Regions from separate parts of the Homo sapiens genome. Here region 1 is linked to region 2. A link is an interaction called in ENCODE POLR2A ChIA-PET data of the cell type or tissue named here. Cell type or tissue: MCF 10A. All regions are shown on one strand. Each heading gives the region's core, and the rest is flanking DNA. Links, peaks and the distances in the headings are about the cores only.

What was found. Peaks named below come from ENCODE experiments on the same cell type or tissue, not always from the same donor. Only the 100,000 strongest peaks of a DNase experiment are listed, where the experiment ranks them.
Region 1: POLR2A ChIA-PET joins it to region 2 with 5 read pairs; 5 of 35 experiments call an interaction of 5 or more read pairs at or near these places.

The regions. Positions count from the first base shown.
Region 1 is chr5:178,747,305-178,750,122 of GRCh38, forward strand. No RefSeq gene overlaps it. Among named protein-coding and RNA genes, the nearest start is that of ZNF354A, 18 kb to the left of the region's middle. In MCF 10A, for the core only: no CTCF peak of the experiment used is centred there; no DNase peak of the experiment used is centred there.
Region 2 is chr5:178,643,566-178,646,383 of GRCh38, forward strand. No RefSeq gene overlaps it. Among named protein-coding and RNA genes, the nearest start is that of CLK4, 18 kb to the left of the region's middle. RefSeq lists an enhancer at 1-989. In MCF 10A, for the core only: no CTCF peak of the experiment used is centred there; a DNase peak (open chromatin) is centred at 1,466.

The DNA of each region.
Region 1 (2,818 bases), core at 275-2,774, 100 kb after region 2:
GCCCTTGGACACATTAACTTGCCCACATCAAATCAAAAACAAATGGGATAAGAAATAAAAAGTGAACTAGTGTGAAATTGTTGCTTGTCAACATTAGGGAGTACATTTTACATCAAGAAACTCATAAAGAATAGATGATAGCTTACTTAGCTCTCCTAACCACCACCATTTTTGTTCTAGCTGGTGCTAAAAGCTCCCAATATTTGGAAATAGTTTTTTCCCCTTCTCTTTTGGGGGTATTTTTGATTGCTAACAATAGTTTGTTGGGCTTAAATGAATCAAATCTATTTGTTTTTATCCTGAATTGCCCACAAATCAATTATGTATTCCTGACTAAAGGGAACTCTGATACTGACTCCATTGTTCCAGCTAATGTCACATATTAATCAGGAAGGCTGGCCCTTTAATTTCCCTGTATATTACAAACATAATATATTCACAATAGCCTGTGCCAAAATCACTCATGATAAATCTACCTGTCTTGTCTACAAAAGGTCTCCCAAAGGATTATAAATCATGCTGCTATAAAGACACATGCACACGTATGTTTATTGTGGCACTATTCACAATAGCAAAGACTTGGAACCAACCCAAATGTCCAACAACGATAGACTGGATTAAGAAAATGTGGCACATATACACCATGGAATACTATGCAGCCATAAAAAATGAAGAGTTCATGTCCTTTGTAGGGACATGGATGAAACTGGAAACCATCATTCTCAGTAAACTATCGCAAGGACAAAAAACCAAACACTGCATGTTCTCACTCATAGGTGGGAAGTGAACAATGAGAACACATGGACACAGGAAGGGGAATATCACACTTCGGGGACTGTTGTGGGGTGGGGGGAGGGGGGAGGGGGGAGGGATAGCATTAGGAGATATACCTAATGCTAAATGACGAGTTAATGGGTGCAGCACACCAACATGGCACATGTATACATATGTAACAAACCTGCACGTTGTGCACATGTACCCTAAAACTTAAAGTATAATAATAATAAAAAAAATAAAAAAAAGGTCTCACAGACTTTCCATATCCCCTGCATGACCGAAGTTCAAATTCAATCCATCATATTATAGGCCAAAACCCCAAAGAAAATCACACCCAATGGACTGTTAAACCAGGTTAGGTTTGTATTATTTAGCTCAACAACATTGAATCAGATTTAAGTAAAGTGCAGCCTTGAAAGTATTTTAATAGATTTTGGCTTGTTGTTGCTGATGTGTGTGTATACATATATACACAGACACACATAGACACACACACATACACATATAAAACAGTGTGTTAAAATAAGTATAAATTATTTCATATGAATGCAGGAAAATCATAATTGTGTTGGTAAATTGGTCATTTTGCAAAGTATGTGAATTCAGACTGTTACAGGAAGGTATTAACATATTATAAGTTAGCAGAGTAATGGTTAACTACGTTTTTGTAAATGTGTTTTTAAAGGCTTGTCATAAAATTCTGAAGGAATCCTACTCACTGAATTCATTTTCCTCGACGTTAACTTCAAATAGTGCTACTAATATCCATGTAGAAATTAGAGTGTGGAGCGGGTAACCAAATCGAGAATGGTAAGATTCCACACTCCCGAATAACTGATACCATCAGTCCTTTACACCCGTATTCTCAGCCCAGGAAACTCACAAATTACACTGAGGAGTTGTAAATAAATAATTAGAAGTGATGTAGATTTGAAAACTAGCTTGATGATTTCAAATATGATACTAGAGAAGGTACCCTATTATATTAGTTTTCTTTAAAAACTAAAAAAAAGTGGACATTGGAAGGAAAACTTAGTCTTATAATCACTAATTATAATGATAGGCCAGGCACAGTGGCTCACGCCTGTAATCCCAGCACTTTGGGAGGCCAGGGTGGGAGGATCACTTGAGCCCAGGAGTTTAAGACAACATGATGAAACCCCGTTTCTACCAAAAATACAAAAAAATTAGCTGGGCATGGTGGTGCATGCCTGTAGTCCCAGCTACTTGGGAGGCTGAGGCAGGAGGATTGCTTGAGCTCAGGAGGTCAAGGCTGCAGTGAGCACTGATTGTGCCACTGCACTCCAGCCTGGACAACAGATGGAGACCTTGTCTCAAAATAATAATTATTATTCTTATTATAATCATATCAGGATCACTGGACTTACTTCAAGTGTCACTGTGGTTCTATTATTCTGGAAAAAATGACTGTCATTTCTCATTTAAAACAGAATACATACATAGTAATAAGCTAAAGCAGATTGGAGAAATTCTTTTGAACACCTGGATCTTAGGCAAATCATTCTTTTTGCTAAACGTGTGTAATCCTCAGGAGTCTTGGATTTCAGCACAACCAGTACTGCAATGCTCTGCACACCTTGTGCATTTGTGTTTGTAATTCTAGCACTGTGTTAGAATGGGCTGACACTGTCACAGCGGGGGACATCGCTGGCTAAGCCTTATTTCATTCTGAGAATCTGCCTCTTGAGATCTCACATTTTTACTTGTCAGAAACAAATGTAATAGGGAAAATTATGCCAATGGACTTTTGAAAACTAAATGCAATAGTCATACATGAGATACGTGTGTCTAGAGTGTGCGCATGTGATACAGTGGATTCTGGGCACCGAGGAAATGGTTGCACTTACTCTGTTTCACTAACGGCGATTTCCAGACGTATGTTCTGAAGTGTTTAAGAAGCAATTTAGAACTCCAGAGAGCATGCATTAGGACACTGGAAAATCTACAAGAAACTGGAGCAACTTGTTTTTGAAGAATGCTTCATGTTAACATGGAGCTGTCAACTGTCTTTGTGAAAGTT
Region 2 (2,818 bases), core at 137-2,636:
GCTTGAGGGGATGAGTTCACCCCTTCTACCTGTTGTATCAAGTGAAGATGCAGCTTTTCTCACTTCCGAAGAAAACAGTGTCCATGCCGCCATCTTGAAAGCAGAGACCAGGTCCACACCAGGCACACCCAACCTGCCAGTACTTTGATCTTGGAATTTCCAACCTCCAGAATGGTGAGAAATAAATTTCTGTTATTTGTAAATTACCTAGTCTGTGGTATTTTCTTATAGCATCATAAATGGACTAAGACACTATAGGAAAGCTACGGCCAGACAGGCCAAATCTGGCCTGCTGACTGTTTTTGTAAGTGAAGTGTTACTGGAGTACAGCCACACCCATTCACTTACCTCTTGTCTATAGCCGCTTTCCCTCTACAGTGGCAGAATCGAATAGTTATGACAGAATGTATGGCCCGCCAAAGATGAAAGTATTTATTATCTAGCTAGTTACAGAAGAAGTTTGTTGAGCCCTGCTTTCTACCATATATTTTAATTTGCTCTTTTTGTATATGTATTATATCTCTCAATCTAAAAAAAGAAAGAAAACCTAGCAGCTATCCACTCATCCTGAGAACATATATATAATTATTATGCCTTCCTATAAATAATTGTTTGATTATTTAAAACCAATCTAAATATTTGCCAAGGGCCTTCATGGTGAAGGCTCTACACACCAGCCTGTAATTTAGGTTTGGGGATTAGTTGAGTCACACGTGGGAAACCTGGAGCCCACCAATCTCACCTCACTCTTTTATTCCCCTTCATGCTGCTGCAGGCAAATTCCTTGATTCAAGGAGGAACACCAGGTGGCTGTCTGGGGGTCATCAAAGGTGACCTGAAAAGCCCTTTTCTGCACTGGAGACATGACGTTGGAACAAGGACAACATCTCTAATATCAGGAAGGGTACCAGAGGTGACTTGCTGGGAGAAAAGGTGAGAGCAGGGAAGAGAACATGTTTACTATTTGGGGGCATAGTACGTTTGGAACAGCGACCGTGGGGGTCAGTTATAAGGCATGTAGATGAGCAGAAGGATCCCTAGAGAGCTTTACTCCCAGAAGGAGGAGATGGAGACGTCTGTGTACATGAACTTGTTCACTGAGAGCAGCTGTGATGACATGCCTATAATCAGACATGTGGGTAGGAGTGACAGTGTGCCAGAGCCTAAGACAGGGGTGGTCGGTGGGTCCTTTGGGGAGTGACAAGGGGTAGTGGTTGCAGCCCCTCCCAGTGTGTGTGTGTGTGTGTGTGTGTGTGTGTGTGTGTGTGTGTGTGTGATGGTGAATGAAGGGGAAGGGATCATGGTAATGCATGATATTGCAAGGGTGATGGGAGCATTGGCTTGCTTCTTCATCCTTACAGCTGGGGTTGATGCATATTCTTCCACCTGACTCTGTTAAAATCTTTGCCTTTTTAAGTAGCTGAGAAGGAGGGCGGGGGTAGTGTCATGTTGTGAGCTGAGTCACAGGAAACTTCGGCTGTCAGACACATATGGGGAAAGGGTGGCAATCTGAGAGGTAGGAAGAGGATATTTCAGGGGAGAGTGGAGGAAGCTCAGTGAAAGGGAGCTTGGTAGCTCCTGCTCTCCCAAGCATTTTCTAGCTGGATGGGGATCACGTAGGTCTTTCTGATCTCCTCAACTAGGTTGCAGCTGCCTTTGTGTCCTGACAGCCAATAGCTCACTTCCCGTCCTTTCTGTTCTCCTTCCTGTAGGGTAGAGAGTACTTTGTGGGGAATGTGGTTGGAAGAGCTGGGAAACATCTGCTACTGTGGGGCACAGGTTTCCAATTAGAACATGTGGAGAACTGGCTGGATCTAGTGCAGGGTGGGCCCCGCTCCATCACCACCCTTGATACGAAGTGGCATTGTGCACCTTCATCTTATTTTCCCTAAATAAGAAATGCTTTCTACTTAAGAAATTCTGCCAAGAACTCTGTTGCCACTGGTCCTCGTCTCCATGTCCTTACATGCCCCACAGCTTGAAGGAGAGGAGCCCTCTCTTCAGGGCCTGCATTGTTCTCGTAACTTCTGTCCTGCTATGCCAATCCTCAAGCCTAGGGAAAGGTGACTGGAGAGACTTAAGAAAAGAAACTGTATCGGGCCGGGCGTGGTGGCTCATGCCTGTAATCCCAGCACTTTGGGAGGCCGAGGTGGGCAGATCACCTAAGGTTGGGAGTTCGATACCAGCCTGACCAAAATAGAGAAACCCCATCTCTACTGAAAACACAAAATTAGCCGGGTGTGGTGGCGCATGCCTGTAATCCCAGCTACTCGGGAGGCTGAGGCAGGAGAATTACTTGAACCCAGGAGGCAGAGGTTGCAGTGAGCCAAGATTGTACCATTGCACTCCAGCCTGGGCAACAAGAGCGAAATTCCATCTCAAAAAAAGAAAAGAAAGAAACTAAATCAACATAAGTGGGTTTGATTATTTAATAAAAGTACCTGTTCTCACTTTATTTCAATGTAAAATGAATCTAGGAAAAGTATTACTAGTTATGCAGGAGCTATAGAGGAGTGTTGTGATGGTAATCTAATATTCTTGATTTTAGAATATGTCATCTTCTGCTTTCTGTTATTGTTTGTGTGTGTGTGTGTGCATGTGCGCTTATGTTGTGTGCACACACACCGTAGGGATTCAGGAAAAACCAGGGTTATCCTGTGGATATAAGTATGTTTAATCACCTTTGTTAGTTGAGGAAGAGCATGGTGGATTACATTATTGTTTACTAAATATTCACTCCTTCTCTATCAACGTCCATGGGAAGAGGATAATGCCCTGCTCTATTGGTACAGGCCTCAACCATGTCACTTGGCCAATT